2 separate regions of the Homo sapiens genome follow, and region 2 is linked to region 1. A link is a loop called in an ENCODE intact Hi-C map of the cell type or tissue named here. Cell type or tissue: gastrocnemius medialis. All regions are shown on one strand. Links, peaks and the distances in the headings refer to the core of each region. The heading gives the core; the rest is flanking DNA. Region 1 overlaps PPARGC1B (PPARG coactivator 1 beta). Region 2 has its middle 62 kb from the start of PPARGC1B.

Region 1 (8,034 bases), core at 1-8,000:
TGTGAAATGGTTACCATAATTAAGCTAATTAATATATCCATCACCTCACATAGCCATGGTTAAGTTTCTGAAGTCTCTTTTAATCTACAAAGTACTCCTTCCTTTTTTCCATTGTCATCACCTTGCAGAAACAGAGTCAGTTTTCCCACATTCTGTATTTATCTGTTTGTTTCTTTGTGGCCGCATGTAACACATTCCTCTGTCTCATTCTAATAAATGGACATTAGCTCTAGAACTTTTCTTCCTTCCACACTGAATGTTATGCAGAAACTAATATATTAAAACAGTTGCTTTGAGGAGAGGGAGCCACATGGTTTCCCCAAACGGTAAACCACTCATCTACTGTAATCTCTCTTTTTAGACACATGAGGAAATTGAAGGCCAGTGAGAAGACGGGGCTGGGCCAAGTTCCTGGCACAGTTCCCTGGCTTCCCTCCAGGAGATGCCCAGGATCACAGAGAACATAGTGTACAGGGCAGCCACATCCTGGTGGCCTCCACAGTAGATCAATCTGGGCTCCTGACGCATGGGCCCTGCTCATGTTTGCAGGTGGTGATGTCAATAGAGAACTGGGTCTGGAACTTGCATCTTTAAACTCCCAAACTAGATGTTCTGCCCTGCTGCAATGCACACCCTGATAGCAGTGGTCTTTAAGCAGAGGCCTGTCCTAAGAACATCACGTTTGGTGGTTACATGGCAGAGTAGCAAGGAGAAATAAGTGTCACTCAGGAACACACGGGCATTGATGTTGCTGGTCCTGACTCTGCTGCCATGTTTCTGAGTCCCTTCGGCAGGTTCCTTCTGCTCCACTTCCCAGCCTTCCCAATCTGTCAAAAAAAGGTCAAGATCCTTGCAGTGCCTCTCTCAGAGGACTATGGTTAGCACCAAATGAGACTGAGCTGAATGAGGATCACAGCTGATGCTGATTAAGTACTTACCATGTCCTAGGTACTGTGCACGATCTAATTTCATCCTAACAACAATACTCCAAGGGAGAAACTGTTACTAGCTCCATTTATCACATGGTGAGGAGCAGACTTAGAGAGGTTAGAAAACCTGCCCGAGGACACCTAGCTGATAAGCGGTAGAGCCAAGTTTCAAAGCCAAGCAGCTTAGGCCAGGCGTGGTGGCTCAATGCCTGTAATCCCAGCACTTTGGGAGGCCGAGGTGGATGGATCAACTAAGGTCAGGAGTTTGAGACCAGTCTGGCGAACATGGTGGAAACCCTGTCTCTACTAAAAATACAAAAATTAGCTGGGTGTGGTGGCGGGTGCCTGTAATCCCAGCTACTTGGGAGGCTGAGGCAGGAGAATCATTTGAATCCAGGAGGCAGAGGTTCCAGTGAGCCGAGATTGCACCATTGCACTCCAGCTGGGCAACAAGAGCGAGACTCCATCACAAAAAAAAAAAAAAAAAGCCAAGCAGCTTGACACCAGAACCCCAGAACCCCAGCTTGTAAGCATTTTCCTTGTACCATACTGCTTCTGCAAATCAGGTTTTATTGTTGTTTTTAAAGAACATAAGAACATAAAGGACCTTTGAGTTCAGCTAAGCAAATTGTTTCATATTTGGGAAAACCAGGGACCAAGGAGGTGGTCTGCCCAATTCACACAATACAGAAGTGGCAGAGATGGGTCCCAAAGGCAGGTCTTGAGGCTCTGCATCTGCCATCCTATTCCTTGCACTACGGGTAGGATCTACTCAGGAATTCCTGACTGATGGGGCCAGTGCCCTGCAGTGAACGGAAAGGCAGGCCTGTTCTCCTGAAGCTTACAACAGATGGGCAACAGGTACTGAGCCCTCAATCACACACATATTCTCATCACACCAGAGAACTCTGCCCCTAAGTGGAAACGTTCCTATTAATTTTAATGGGAAAAAATCATGATGTGTTCCCTTGCAATCAAAGAAATCCAAACAATCTTTACAGATGGGGAAAATAAATCACCTGAACAAGGAGAATATATGTATGAGTTTGTATGAGTTTATGTAATAAATAGCAACCTGAAAATAGTTTGCACATAACATAAAATGTAATCATTCATTGCACCTGTTCTTATTTTATTTATTTATTTTGAGATGGAGTCTTGCTCTGTTGCCCAGGCTCTGTTGCCACGACCTTGGCTCACTGCAACCTCCGCCTCCCGGGTTCAAGCGATTCTCCTGCCTCAGCCTCCCGAGTAGCTGGGATTACAGGCGCCCCTCACCACGCCGGGCTAATTTTTGTATTGTTAGTAGAGATGGGGTTTCACCACGTTGGCCAGGCTAGTCTCGAACTCCTAACCTCAGGTGATCCGCCCGCCTCAGCCTCCCAAAGTGCTGGGATTACAGATGCGAGCCACCGCGCCCAGCCTGTTCTTGTTTATATATAATTCTCTTTGCCAGTGTTTCAACCCTTTGGGGCTTATGGGTGTCTGGCATTTAAAAATAAAGTTAAAGCACAAAAAACAGCTTTAGGGCAAAATACAGGCTAACCCCTTTGAGACGTGAGGAAATAACACACAGGCACGCAACTGAGAGTCTTGGAAGATGCCACTTCCTCACCCTACTTGCTGGAAGTACACAAAGGAAAATGTTCTGAGCTCATTCAATTACCGCACACAATGCAGGCCTGCTCTCTATGAGATCCTCTGACCAGAAACCATTTTGTAATTACAAATTGATGAGTGTTTTGCCTGGAACCACAATGCCAAAATACCTCCTACAGTGCATTTATTCAATGTGCTTATGTGAAAGTTGATATACCAAAACAAGGAAGTCTTTGTTCAGAAAGTGGTATAGCTTTATAAAAGTCAGGGCAAAAAGTCGTTCATGGAACAGCTGTTATGTGAGATGAGTCTGAATGGTTATTTTATTTATTTATTATATTTTATTTACTTTACTTTTTCAGAGATGGGGGTCTCACTATGTTGCCCAGGCTGGCCTTGAACTCCTGGGCTCAAGTGATCCCCCACCTCAGCCCCTGTGCCTGGCACGAATGGATATTATGAACTGTGAAAAGTGCTCTGAAGGAGGGAGAAGTGTGGTGAGGTGAGGAGCAGACATCATCCGGGGTCTTATCTGAGAAGGTGACGCTGAAAACTGAAATCTCTTCCCCATTTAGTGGTCAGAGTGTCCCTCAATGAGCTCCCAGGACCAACAAGGAAAAACACACATGGGCAAAGCTGTGGGTGGTATTTTGTTTTTAATCTCCATAGTGTATTTGTTAAGTTTATTTATAAGCAGATCACTTCACTATTTACAGTACATGAGCATAGAGATTCTACAGTTTCTGTGATGTAAACAATAACCCCACAGTGGGAGTTTGAGAAAAGAAGCCAGTTCTGAAGTATTTACAGACATTAAAATAGAACTTTATACTCACAGAATAATAATACATAGAGCAATTTGGTTAAATTATCTAGGAAACTATAGAATCTGACAATGTACAAATACAAGAAAACATTTTCTCATTTAGAAGGTAAGACAGAGAAATCACACCAGAAATAAAATAGGGACGATGACAACCACAATATGTAAAAGCAAAGAAGGTTTCCTCCTTGCCTCTTACGGATAAAGTATTTATATAAATAAGGACACAACCCAACAAAATGGAAAAAATATATAAAAATCCTCTACCAATTAAAAAAAATAGCAAAACTAAAAACTTGATTCTCAATCATTAGCAGTGTCCTTTAAAAAATTAAAATTTAGCTTTCTATTATAAATAACAAAGCAGATGTGTCCCTCTGTGTAGGTGAAATTCTTGCACCTTTCTCAATAAATGCATCAATGTAATTCCACACACACACACACACACAAACACACACACACAGGCACAGACGTGTGTATGTGTGCACAGATACACACACACACACCCCCACCACAAACACAGCCTTACACTCACGCACTCAGGCCGTAGTTACCTTGTTAAGCTTCCTAATAAATAATGCCCCCTACAGTAGTACCCCCGGGGATGACAAAACCTCACAGGTTTAGCCATTCCTTGGTTTGACCCTGTCGCAGAGTCAGGGAAAGCCCTGGCTCCTATTGCTCAGAATTCTCTAGGCTGTGTGGTCACACCAAGAGAAAATAATTTGAGTCCAAGATTTGGAAATGCTGGAAAGGACCATAGGGACCACCTTGCCCAGTTGATTAAGGCTGGCTACAGACACCTTCTTTAGAAACCTGGGGTTGGGGAGAGGGCTCGTGTTGGTTTCAACATTAGCAGCTGCCTCTGGAAGAAGCAGATGCTCCAAGCCAATGCTAACAACATGGCACAAGGAGGCGAGGGGGTGGGTGTGAATTCCAGAGCAGACTGCACTAAGCTGGACTTCTGGATGGTCATCTTCCCCAGAAACCATTTGGAAATCCAAGCAGTCTATTCCCCTGCTGCACATACCACCTTGTCCACGCTCCCCTTGAGATTTCCCACCTGTTTCCATTGGAATCAGAACATCCCTCAAGAAACAAAGTTGGGAATAGTTTATGACTTTTTATTCCTAACACAAAAACATTTGACAAGATTTTAAAAATACAAAATACAGAAACAAAAAATTGAACAAAAAAAACTATTTGGCTATTCGGGGATCATATCAAAGATCATGGCCAGGCCCCCCACAAAATCCTTACACCCAACTTCTTATCTTGCCTTGAGGGCAGAATTCGGACCACCCAGCAAAGGTTTACTTAACAAGGTCAGCAGCTGGGCTGCCAGTATTGCAGTTACAGTAAACCCTTCCCGGGCACCTGGACCTCTCCTGGTCCACTCCTGTCTCTTCTGCCCACAGGACAGCTAGTGCATTTCTCAGTTCTGCGTGAGAGTCTACTAAGTGGCTGCTTCTGGAGTCTTCTGACCCTAGTGTTGCACTGATCTCTGAACACAAAGGCAGTTCGTTCAGGCCATTATATTTCATTCCCAAAGTTCACGATGGACAGCAGGGTGGCCGAAAGGATTTATTTGCCTTCCATCTGGGTAGCTGGTGGAGACAACCTTTGGCCACTAGATGGCGACCGCATGTTGATAAGGCAAAGTGCTGAGGTGGAAACTGACCAATTCCCTTCACAAGTAACCAATGAGCAAGGGTGGTCAAGTGAAAAAGGAAGCTTTTGTAAGCCGCCTTGGAGACTCCTTTGACCAAAAATACAGCCCAGGGGGGTTCTAGTTATATAAACCCCTCTTTGAGGAGTTGTTGCACAGCCCAGGGACCGACCACCTATAAAACCTATTTTCCAAGCCCCAAATTTGGGCAGTTGGATTTTTGTACTCCTTCCGGATGTGCAAAGCATACTGATGAAACAGAGTATCTGAAAAGCTGTCCCCAGGAATCACGAAGGCTCAGTCACTGCTGCTATACCATTAAAGAAACAAAAAACAAAAGCTGCCCTAAACATATGCAGCGCGATCAATGCCTCCTGTTGCCCCATATGTTTTACAATCATTTGAAAGAAATGTGTGAAAAGCTCCTAAGCTGTTTTTCTTTAAAAAAAAAAAAAAAAAGTGTATTGCTAGTATTGTCTGAGAACAAGAGAGAAACAGCCAAATGGTCACAACATTCGGATTAACAGCTATCCAGTGGGGACAAAGACAAGGTTAATGTGAGATTTGACATCGTTACCTAGCCAAGTTGGGGGTTTAATTCCTTACTGTCCCCACTAGAAACTATGGCTTAGATCTGTCCCGGGGAGCTGGTCTTCTTGGATAAGGCAACTCAGCCAGGACACAGTGGGATTGAACCTACTGCTGGTTGGTTCTTGCAGAGAACCCTCACCCTGAACAGGAGCTGGGTCAAGTCAGAGAATGGAATCAGTTTCAAGGAGGAGTGATGGATTCCCAATGCTCCTGGTTGGGGATCTGAGCCTCTCAGAGGTGAAAGGGACTTTAATGCTCATATTCAACATTCTCATTTGGTAGATGAGGAAACAGGGGCCCAAGGTCACATAGCAAGTAAGAAACATTAGGGTTTCTGATTCTGAGATGGCTTACAGTTAAGTGACTTACTCTACAAACTCATTTCACTCAGCTGGGCTGTTTTCATCTTTCTGTAAAGGTAGGTACCAAGATCTAAACCCATGGCTCCCTGTTTCAAGGGCTTCCAACAAAAGGCCAGCAAAGGGTTGGCCCCAGCACTGGCTCTCCTGCTGCTGACATCTCCAAAGGCATCTCTGCTCTCTCCTACCTGACAGCAGCCCCATTCCCAAACTCCCTGTCCCAGTCTCTAGAAGATCACTTCACACAGCCAAAGGAGACTCGTATTTTCCAGTGTAGAAACACGGACCCAGGCTGAAGTGTTGGGGTTTTCTCAAAGTGCTTTTATTGTTTAATGCAAAGTCAGCCTTTGCCTACTTCCTGGGTGTCTTGTAGCCGGCTCAGGGCCTCCCCCATCCCATGGTGGTTCTGGGCCAAGGACACATCCATGCATGTGGGTTTCCAACTCTGCAGCTCCCCTCCATTTACCCGGTACCTCCAAACTTGACGAGCAGACCTGGAGCCCATCTGTGTGTAAAAACCCCTCAGGGACTAGGGGACTAACTTTGACATATTGCACATGCACTAGTTTTCTTCTTCCCCATTGGTAAGGATGACAGGGTCCCTCTTCTTTGGCCAGGGAAACCATGACATTCACTTTCTTTGCTGTTGTACATCCAATTTCTTTCCTTAATCATATCTGATGCTGGGATGTGGGTAACCCCAAACTGAAGGCAGCTGCTAAATCTCAAATGCTAAAAAAATACTGCAATTTTGACATCAGTGAGTCAGATCAATACATCCTCTGGGGCTGATTTTGCTTCACAGTTAGGATGAGCCATCTCTTAAGCTGCAGGCTCAAATGGGATTAACTGAACTCTATACCTGGGATGGGCCATGGACTGAGCTGTCCATGCAGAAGGACCAGGCTGTCCATGCCTTCCCTGCCCTTTTACTCACCACTGCACAGCAGCCCCAGTGGGCCTACTGCACATGTCTAGGAGAAATCACTCTAAGAAAACCAACAGGAACAGGCTTTAGGCAACAAGAGACGTCTCACTGCATCTCCTCCCACGTCAGAACTTGAGTACTGGGTCTTTGCAGCTCAGAGCATTCCTCCCTTCCTTCTCCTGCCCGCAAAGCCCTGCCTCTCTCCTGAGTACATATGACACTCCATGCTGCAAGATTTCAAGGCAGATGCAGGTATCTTATGGGTGCTTTTTGACTCAAAGCAGCTTTTTGGTTGAGGGGGCAAGTTGTGACGGAGCAGGGGGTGGGGGCCTTAGCTGCACTCCATCCACTCATATTCTTTAACTCTTTGATGCATTTTCCTTCGGTAACCAGAGCCCCCGAGAATGGGGATTCTGATTCAGCCTTGTACAGACTGAGGAAGGAGATGGAAGAATTCCACTTAGTGGTTGGATCAGACATTTTTGGAAAACACCAGCACGGCACAGAAACGGACAGTACGACCTGCCCTGTGCGGGCGGCTATCGACACAGTCTACAGCAAGCTTTATGGCGATCACATGTAAACATCATCAAGAGCAAACACTAGGACAGAGCTACAACGAGATGGTTGCCAATGGCAGCTGCTCCCTCTGGGTTACTCCTCAATTTGGTGGGAAAGAGACCAAGGTTCACTCGTTTTTCTGAATAGACCTTGGAGTTGCCCTAAATAATACACAGCACCGAATGAGTCCTTCGGGATAGAGGTTGTCTGCAGGGTCGGTAAATTTTAGAACTTGTAGCATTTTATGTACGGGATAGCAAGTAGAGACTACTCGATGCCCTTGGCAGGCAGCGTCCCCTAGCCCTGACTTTAGGTATGTCATGTCCCAATGCCACGCTCAGGTCTCTGCTCAAGGGCCAACGTCTAAGCTAACTACAAGTGTCCTAGGTTAATCTGACATGAAAGGACAGCTTTAGCTGACCCCAAAGCAGGGAGGGACAGACTGGTCCTTTGCTAAAACTCTCCATTTCTTTACTCTAAAGTATCACCAGCCCAAGGCTGACCCTTTGACCAAGAGCAATCAAGGAAGAAGCAAATAGGAGGGGCTAAGAGATCATATATGGACCAACTCCTTT
Region 2 (10,113 bases), core at 1,170-9,169, 190 kb after region 1:
ATTTTATTTTTAACTTTTTGAGTAACTTCCATATTATTCCACAGGAGCTGCACCATTGTATTTTCCTATCAACAGTGTACAAGGGGTTCCAATTTCTCCATATCCTTGACAACACTATTTTATGGGGGTTTTGTTTCTCTGTTTTATAGTAGCCGTACTAATGGGTGTGAGGTGTATCTCATTGCGGTTTTGATTTGCATTTCCCTAATGATTTGTGATGCTGAGCTTCTTTTCATGTGTTTATTGGCTATGTGTGTATCTTTTTTTTGGAGAAGTGTCTATTTGGACCCTTTGCACATTTTTTTTTGAGACAGAGTCTCACTCTGTTACCCAGGCTGGAGTGCACTTGAATGATCTCAGCTCACTGCAGCCTCTGCCTCCCAGGTTCAAGTGATTCTCCTGCCTCAGCCTCCCAAGCAGCTGGGAATACAGGCACACACCACCGTGCCCAGCTACTTTTTTGTATTTTTAGTAGAGACGGGGTTTCATCATGTTGGCCAGGCTGGTCTCAAATTCCTGGCCTCAAGTGATCCACCCGCCTCCATCTCCCAATGTTCTGGGATTACAGGTGTGAGCCACTGCGCCTGGCTTCTTTGCTTATTTTTAAATTGGGCTGTTTGTTTTTTCCTTGTTGAGTTTTAGGAGTTCTCTATATACCCTAGATATTAATCCCTTATCAAATGTATGACTTACAAATATTTTCTCCTAATCTGTGGGTTGCTTTCTTATCTGCTGATAGTGTCTTTTGGTGCATAAAATTTAAAGATTTTCATGTAGTCCTATATGTATATTTTTTCTTTTGTTACCAGAGCCTTTAGTGTCATAGCCAAGAAATAACTGCCAAATCTAATGTCACGAAGCTTAATACTGAACCCATTTTGGTGGCCGTCCACAACATCCTCGTTGAGAGAAGGACTATGGCTGAATGACTAATAACTACCCCCTCTATCCAACACACACACACACACACACACACACACACACACACACAGAGAGACACACACAGCTCTTGGAAATAGCCCACAGGAGGGAGAATGTACTATCTGGGCTGCCAAGAGCCCTGGGTTCTAGCCTGTCCCCTACGACCAGTGTACCACTTTGGGCAACCTTGGGGCAAAGCCCTTGACTAATCCAGTTTCTGTTTCCCTCCACACCCTTCAATCAACAGCTCAAGGAACGACAAAGCAATCTTTATGGCTGTCATATTGGCTGGATTATAGGACTACAAATAAGGCCGTTTCTAAATAATTCCCAAACTGTTCAGATATGAAGGGTGTAATGGGCAGAGACTGGCATCGGCTGGGGAGCCGGACAAAGCAAGATTGCCAGAGGCCTTGGTAACTGCTTATGGTGGCTACACTGGCCTGGAACCAGTGCCAAGTCAAATATATGTACAAAGAGGAGGCTCAAATTCCCCTTCTCAGGCCAGCCCTGGCAGGCTTGCTGCCTCCACTGGAAAGATAGAAAGCAAAGGCACAGAGAGGTTAATGTAGCCACGTGAGCATCTATAGGGTAATCAAGAATTAACCCCATTAGGGCAACACCCAATTCCTAACTTCTTACAGGCTCTAAGTTACTGAATTTCTGCCAAATTGAGGTTTTCATTACCTTCCACAGAAAATGATTCTCCAAATGACATCATTATTATAATAACAGGTGGGGCTCTCCCTCTCCCTCTCCCTCTCCCTCTCCCCACGGTCTCCCTCTCCCTCTCTTTCCATGGTCTCCCCCTGATGCCGAGCCAAAGCTGGACTGTACTGCTGCCATCTTGGCTCACTGCAACCTCCCTGCCTGATTCTCCTGCCTCAGCCTGCCGAGTGCCTGCGATTGCAGGCGCGCGCCGCCACGCCTGACTGGTTTTCGTATTTTTTTGGTGGAGACGGGGTTTCGCCGTGTTGGCCGGGCTGGTCTCCAGCTCCTAACCGCGAGTGATCCGCCAGCCTCGGCCTCCCGAGGTGCCGGGATGGCAGACAGAGTCGTGTTCACTCAGTGCTCAATGGTGCCCAAGCTGGAGTGCAGTGGCGTGATCTCGGCTGGCTACAACCTCCACCTCCCAGCCGCCTGCCTTGGCCCCACAAAGTGCCGAGATTGCAGCCTCTGCCCGGCCGCCACCCCGTCTGGGAAGTGAGGAGTGTCTCTGCCTGGCCGCCCATCGTCTGGGATGTGAGGAGCCTCTCTGCCTGGCTGCCCAGTCTGGAAAGTGAGGAGCGTCTCTGCCCGGCCGCCATCCCATCTAGGAAGTGAGGAGCGTCTCTGCCCGGCCACCCATCGTCTGAGATGTGGGGAGCGCCTCTGCCCTGTCGCCCCGTCCGGGATGTGAGGAGCGTCTCTGCCCGGCCGCCCCGTCTGAGAAGTGAGGAGACCCTCTGCCTGGCAACCGCCCCGTCTGAGAAGTGAGGAGCCCCTCCGCCCGGCAGCCACTCCGTCTGGGAAGTGAGGAGTGTCTCCGCCCGGCAGCCACCCCGTCTGGGAGGGAGGTGGGGGGGTCAGCCCCCCGCCCGGCCAGCCGCCCCGTCCAGGAGGTGAGGGGCGCCTCTGCCCGGCCGCCCCTACTGGGAAGTGAGGAGCCCCTCTGCCCGGCCAGCCGCCCCATCCAGGAAGGATGTGGGGGGGTCAGCCCCCCGCCCGGCCAGCCGCCCCATCCGGGAGGTGAGGGGCGCCTCTGCCCGGCCGCCCCTACTGGGAAGAGAGGAGCCCCTCTGCCCAGCCAGCCGCCCCGTCCGGGAGGGAGGTGGGGGGTCAGCCCCTGGCCCGGCCAGCCGCCCCGTCCAGGAGGGAGGTGGGGGGGTAGCCCCCCGCCCGGCCAGCCGCCCCATCCGGGAGGTGAGGGGCGCCTCTGCCCGGCCTCCCCTACTGGGAAGAGAGGGGCGCCTCTGCCTGGCCGCCCCTACTGGGAAGAGAGGAGCCCCTCTGCCCGGCCAGCCACCCCATCCGGGAGGGAGGTGGGGGGGGTCAGCCCCCCGCCCGGCCAGCCGCCCCGTCCGGGAGGTGAGGGGCGCCTCTGCCCGGCTGCCCCTACTGGGAAGTGAGGAGCCCCTCTGCCCGGCCACCACCCCGTCTGGGAGATGTACTCAACAGCTCATTGAGAACGGGCCATGATGACAATGTGGAATAGAAAGGGGGGAAAGGTGGGGAAAAGATTGAGAAATCGGATGGTTGCCATGTCTGTGTAGAAAGAGGTAGACATGGGAGACTTTTCATTTTGTTCTGTACTAAGAAAAATTCTTCTGCCTTGGGATCCTGTTGATCTGTGACCTTACCCCCAACCCTGTGCTCTCTGAAACATGTGCTGTGTCCACTCAGGATTGAATGGATTAAGGGTGGTGCAAGATGTGCTTTGTTAAACAGATGCTTGAAGGCAGCATGCTCCTTAAGAGTCATCACCACTCCCTAATCTCAAGTACCCAGGGACACAAACACTGCGGAAGGCCGCAGGGTCCTCTGCCTAGGAAAACCAGAGACCTTTGTTCACTTATCTGCTGACCTTCCCTCCACTATTGTCCTGTGACCCTGCCAAATCCCCCTCTGCGAGAAACACCCAAGAATGATCAATAAAAAAAAAAAAAAGAAAGAAAAAGAAAATTGGAAAGGCTTCAGGATTGTCAGTTAAATATAATTGTTTTTGCCTGGGTCTACTGACAGACAGGTTTACATTGTCTCTATTACTTTTTTTTTTTTTTTTTTTTTTTTTTTTAATTTGTTTTTTGTTTTTGAGCTGGAGTTTTGCTCTCATTGCCCAGGCTGGAGTGCAGTGGTGAGATCTCAGCTCACCACAACTTCCGTCTCCCAGGTTCAAGTGATTCTCCTGCCTCAGCCTTCCGAATAGCTAAACTACAGGTGTATGCCACCATACTTGGCTAATTTTTGTGTTTGTAGTAGAAACAGGATTTCACCATGTTGGCTAGGCTGGTCTCGAACTCCTGACCTCAAGTGATCTGCCCACCTTGGCCTCCCAAAGTGCTGGGATTACAGGCATGGGCCACCGTGCCCAGCCTATTACATGTTTTAAGGTCATAAAACTGCTACTTCTGGAATATTTCTTAAACTTGCTTGATTTGTCTAAATTGAGCTAAAGCTGTAAGGTCTGGCTGCTGGGCTCCCTGAAACCTTGCACATATCTTACTGTATGACTGTATTTCGTTTTGAGTCTCTGGATTCTGGGGTTTGGACAGATGACCATAGTGAGGCCTGCAGAAATATATGCATGTCCTCAGTGTTTGGACTGCCAGCTGCAAGGCAGAGCCAAACCCAATATGGCCCCATCATCCCTGGCTCAGCTGTGCTACCTGGCCATGCTGGAAGGGGTTTGATCTTCCAGGAATTTGCTTCACAGCTCTTTCCTGTCCCAAGCTCTATGCCTGATGTGTAAATTCAGGACCCAAAAGGGCACAAAAAAGCAATAACTACTAAATATAAAGAAAACAACTCTGTATACAGCATGTATAAAGAAAAGCAAGATATATTTGGGGAGATAAAAGTTGTAAAGGCATTAAGATGTGTGTTTGTTGAGAAAAAATAAATTTGTGCATTTAAGAAGTTAAAAAAAAAAATAACAGGTGGGACTGTTGGGGCTTCTAGGAAATTAGCTAGCCATCAGCTTGCTACCTTAGATTCTTGGCATTGTTTAATTTAAATGTTTGGTTTCAATTATTTGTGAGCAAACCAGAATGTTCATGGTATATATTAGTCATTGTGCTGGGTCCAGATGTAAATCATGGCCCTGGGAAGCTGGTATGCTGGGAAGAATAACAACAGTCTGTAAGCCTAGCCTGCTGCCCAGCAGGTACAGGTCAACACTTGTCACCTATCCTGACATTCTCCAGGGATAATTTTTTTTAAAAAATGGCTTTCTACAAGATACACTCGTTGAAAAATAAGCCGACTTGTGTTGGTGATAAAAGGGAAGAGGAAGACAAGTCTAAGTGTGTGTTAGTTCTTAAGCCAAAAAACAGAAGTTTCAGATCAACTGAAGAGTGGAAGATTAGACTCAGTGGTGGCTCAGAGCCTAAAAGTGACAGACTCCACCTAATTCCTAACGAGTAATAAGAAAAAGCAATCTATAAAACCATTTCAAGCAATCAACAGCAACACTAATAACAGAAAACACCTCTTTGGTAAGCGAGAGAAGAAACTTCAGAGACATCAAAAAGTGTTTAATGTGTAGCATGAAGACGTAACCCTTAATGGAAATGGGGTTCTGGAGTAAGGCAATTACCTGAACAAAGATTTCCACACATACAAATTTAAGGATCACGAAGGTCTCCAGCTGTCAGTCTGGAGAAGATCAGAGGCCCCCCGGCCTCCTTCCACCAACCTGCTCATCAATTTCACGCCCCTCTCCCAGCCCATCCCAATTGGGACGTCATAGTCGTGTGCCATCTAGTGGTCAATATGATTACTGCATGTAACTGCCTGGGGCTTTCTGTTTTGGTTTTATTAAGCTTTCACTAACTCATTGTTATAATATGTCTGGTGCTGAGAATATAATAGAGAACACGATAGACACGGCCCTTCCTTCAGGAACCTCACAGTATAGCAGGGTGAATTAAACACATAAAATACAATATGAGAGGTACAATCAAGACATATTAAGGGAGGTAAGGGAGCCCTGAGGAAGGACACCTAATCTAGATTTGGTGATTGGAGGAGGCTTCCCAGAGGGAGGGCCATTAATGCTGGGATCTGAAGGATAAGCAGAAGTTTGTTAAGCAAAGGAGGGGAAGGAAACAGACAGCATTTCAGGCAGAAAGGTGAGGTATGCCTAAAAGCCAGGTGTCAAGAGAGCACAACCAGCTCATGTTGGGTGCAAAGCTTTGTTAAGAACTTTGAACTTGGCAGGGTGCGGTGGCTCATGCCTGTAATCCCAGCACATTGGGAGGCTGAGGCAGGTGGATCACCTGAGGTCAGGAGTTTTAGACCAGCCTGGCCAACATGGTGAAACCCTGTTTCTACTAAAAATACAAAAAAAAAAGTTAGGTGTGGTGACAGGTGCCTGCAGTCCCAGCTACTTGGGAGGATGAGGCAGGAGAATTGCTTGAACCTGGGAGGTGGCGGTTGCAGTGAGCTGAGATTGCACCGTTGTACTCCAGCCTGGGTGACAGAGTGAGACTCTGTCTAAAAAAATAATAATAATAACTTTGAACTTCATTCATGGGGCTGTGAGAGCCATTTCTTTTCAGGGACAAATGAAGAAAGCCTATAGAATTTGAATTTCTCCTGGGCCCTGGCTTATACCTCTTACCTCTTAGAGTCCAGACACTCACAACCCACCCCCTGAAGAGTGGAATGATGTTATTCTTTAAATTTTTGTTTTATTCCCAGGCATGAGTTGCTTATCCACATGCCCTTGATCTCTCCTTTCCCTGTGTCAGCAAAGAAGTTTGTCTAGCGTTGTCATCATTTCTGAGCTAGGGCAGAGCTTCAGCTCCTGCAATAATAGATCTGGCAATGCCAAACTCCTTTCTAGCGCCAAAGTCCTTAATGGGGGAGACAGTGGCTACTGTCAGTGTAAGGTCCTGGGGACCTCATGCTTCAGTATCCCCTGGGGTATTTAACAAAGCAGATTCCCAGACCTTCCCATCCTCACTCAGGGGATGTGGGTCCCTGGAATGGGCTCCTGTGCCCTGGTGATCCTGGGGCTCACTTGGGTTAGAAGCACTGGTGTGGCGATTGGGGCACAGGCCCTGGGGTTAGTTCCCTCCTACAACTCTGTCTAGCCCTGCCTCCCACTGTGTGTGACTCAGCTGTTTGGTCTCAGGCCAGTTACTTCATCTCCCTAAGCCACTGGTTTCTATTCTTGAAAATGGGAATAATAATCATAAAACCTACCCAACAGCATTATTGAGAAGATTCGATGAGATTATGTATGTAATGAGGCTGGCACAGAGTCTGGCAAATAGGAAGTACTCATCAAAGCTTAAAGAACATCAACTGTTGTGTCTGGGACACATTACAGTCATAAAGGGGATGGGAGTTAACACCAGGCCATGGGCTTGGATCCTCAGGGGCTGGAATTTAGAGGGGTGGGTTGCCAAGGGGAGGAGAGAAGACCTAGGGGGTCGGATATCTCACTCAGAGAGGTGTTGAGAGCCAGCAAGCCAGAGAGGCAGACTGCCCCTGGACAGCTGGGAGCAGAGGGTTGTAAGTGCACCGCAGAGTGGGTGGAAATGAAATCTTCATGAAATGCTCAGAGAATCTGACAGGAAGCTTCCCTCTGCTAACACTGCTTTTCAATGACTCTTATCGACACAAACCAGCCAAAGCAAAAGAGGGAATTTTGAGTTTATTTAATTGAAAAGGCCAAGGGTAGATATGAATCTGGTGTAAACACTGCCATCAGGAACCAGTCTCCAATTCTCAGCTCTACTTCTGCCCATCTTAGCTTTGTTCTCAGGCTGGCTTGCTCTATGTATTGACAAAAGTCAACCAGCAGCTCTAAGTGTAGTTCTGCAGGTAACAAGCCCAGCCCAGAGACAGCACCTCTCTCCTGATAGCATCAGCAAAAATCTTGAGGCTGACGTTCATTGGCTTAACTTTGGGCCACTTGCCCATCTCTGAACCAATCACTGTGACCAGAAAAATGGAATTTTCTGATTGGCCAGATCTGTTTCTTGTGTTCAATTTTGCATCCAGGGTTGGTTCAGCCCCACCCAAATTACACGGAGTGAGCATAAAGAGTTCCCTAAATAAAAATAAGGGCCCTGTTTCTGGGAGAAGAGATGGAGGACAAGCCAAACAAAACTGAGGCATCCTCAATTTGCCCATGTGTGAGACACCCTCTTGCCATTGGTCCCTGGAGCCAGGCTGTTCTTGGGCGCCTGAACATCCGTTTTCAGTTCTGCTGCAGCCCCCACAGGCTTGGTCCTTGGGAAGGGGAGTCTTCCAGCACTGGGTAGCAGGCAGGAGTCACCTCCCCCACAGAGAGCAGTGACACCACAGATGGTGCTTGCTGAAAAGGCAGTTCTAGGGAGTAGCAGGCACAGGTGGTGCTGCACAAGCCCCTAGCTAGATTCCCCTAATGTCCTTCAAGAGAGGCTGTAAAAGGAGAAAAAGAAAATCAGAGACTTTATGAGGGTAGGGGAATGAGGACAGGCTAAAAGACTACGACTCCTCAACCACGGCGGCTGCCGACCCTGGGGAGCTGATGGCCCTGGACTAGGAGGCGCTAGGGACTATGTCCCTGCTCTGCCACTCTGGCCCTCCCTTCACCCTAGATCATCCCGCTGCACCCCAGCCCATTCTGAACTGTGCATTCCTGTGAGCACGCTCCCTCACTCCCTCACTCTTGGCACACACACACATCTCCCGGCCCTCGCACTCATTCAACCAGCTTAGGGCCTACAGAGGGCCATGCTCCATGCCAGGAGCTACCATGGCTCCCCAGGAAGAGCCTACCTCATGGAACCTCATGGAACACACAATTCAAGAAAGTGCAATGAGGGCCATGTTTTATGAATGCACTCTTTATTTTTATTGCACTTTTATTGCATTAAATCATACATTAAGTGATTCTCCTTGTAAACTATTCCAATCATACATTTACTACTGAAGCCACTTAACTCCCCTCTCCCCAGCCAGGCCCCTCCCTCAAAGTAAGTAGTCTGTTATCCATTTGATGGATAGCTGTTGAAATATTTTTCTACATGTATACATCCTAATATGTTCACATGCAGGAATATATAGCTTTAGTTTTGTTGACATCTTTTGAAGAGGTCTGAAAGGGTATCCAGTGAGAAGTCTCCCTCTTACCTCATCCCTCAGCTGTCCCTTCCTCTCCCAGAGCAGCCAGCCAGGTCACCAGTTTCCAGCATTTCCTTCCAGCTAGGCTAGGCCAGGAGTCAGCAAACTTTGTCTGTAAAGGGCCAGATCGTAAATACTTCAGGCTTTGCAGGCTAATGGTCTCTGCCCCAACTGCTTAACTCTGCCATTGTATTGCAAAGGCAGCCATAGACAATATATAAATGAATGAATGTGGCTGTATGCCAATAAAACTTTATTTATAGACACAGAAATTTGAATGTCATATCATTTTCAAGTGTCATGAAATATTATTCTTCTTTAGTTTTTCAACTACTTAAAAATCTAAGCACCATTCTTAGCTCCCTGCTGTACCAAGACAGGTGGCAGACTGGATTTGACATGTGAACTGGAGCTTGCCGACTCCTGGTCTGTGCATATGAAAACCAAGTAGGGATGGACGTTCTTTCCCCTCTTTTTTACATGAGGGGAACCTGCTATGCTAAAGTGCTTTTCTCACTTTGCAATATATCTTAGAGATCATGCCACATGAGTTTGTACAAAAGGTCCTTGTTTTTGCCTTTGGCATAACATTACATTGTATTCCATTAGTATATTTTACCGTAATTTCCTTAGCCAATCACTTACTTACCGGTATCAGGCTATTTCCTTCTGCTACTTAAAAACAATGTTGCATTGAAAACATTGTACATATTTGTATATGTTTTTATAAGATTTTATTGAAATATAGTTAATGTACCACCTAATTCACCCTTTTTAAGTGTACATTTCGATGGTTTTTAGTATATTTAGAGAGCTGTACAACCAATTTCACAGTAAATTTTAAAACATTTTAATTACTCCAGAAAGAAATTCCACACCCCTTAGCTCTCATCTTTCAGTCCTGTCCACCCCTTCCAGCTCAAGACAACCACTATTTTCTGTCTCTACGGATTTGCTTATTTTGGACATTCATATAAATGGAATCATACAATACGTGGTATTTTGTGAATGGCTTTGTTGATTTTGCATAAACTTGTTAAGACTTATCCATGTTGTAGCATGCACCAGTACTTCATTCCTTTTGATTGCAGAATAATGTTCCATTGGATGGCTATACAGTATTTTATTTATCCATTCACCAGTTCTTGGGTTATTATAATAATGCTGCTATGAACATTCACGTATGAATTTTTGTATGAAAACATGTTTTTATTTCTGTTGGTTACATACCTAGGAGTGGAATTGCTGGATCACATGGCCATTCTATGTTTAACCATTTGAGGAACTGTCAGACTATTTTCCAAGTGGCTGCACCATTTTACGTTCCCATTTGCAGTATATGAGGGTTCCAATTTCTCCACATCCTCACCAACA

Evidence for each region. Hi-C counts contacts between places; a loop is a spot of excess contacts. Peaks named below come from ENCODE experiments on the same cell type or tissue, not always from the same donor. Only the 100,000 strongest peaks of a DNase experiment are listed, where the experiment ranks them.
Region 2: a loop joins it to region 1, with 4 times the contacts of the local background. A loop is called at or near these places in 3 of 110 quality-filtered maps.

What each region holds. Positions count from the first base shown.
Region 1 is chr5:149,850,154-149,858,187 of GRCh38, reverse strand. PPARGC1B (PPARG coactivator 1 beta) reads right to left here. Exons shown (of 12, transcript NM_133263.4): 12 at 3,166-8,034. It overlaps PDE6A (phosphodiesterase 6A), which reads left to right. Exons shown (of 22, transcript NM_000440.3): 22 at 1-235. Among named protein-coding and RNA genes, the nearest start is that of PDE6A, 91 kb to the left of the region's middle. In gastrocnemius medialis, for the core only: a CTCF peak has its summit at 4,978 (motif pointing right); DNase peaks (open chromatin) are centred at 457 and 4,967; H3K27ac peaks cover 4,981 bases.
Region 2 is chr5:149,662,991-149,673,103 of GRCh38, reverse strand. No RefSeq gene overlaps it. Among named protein-coding and RNA genes, the nearest start is that of PPARGC1B, 62 kb to the left of the region's middle. In gastrocnemius medialis, for the core only: a CTCF peak has its summit at 5,384 (motif pointing left); DNase peaks (open chromatin) are centred at 6,703 and 8,796; H3K27ac peaks cover 2,135 bases.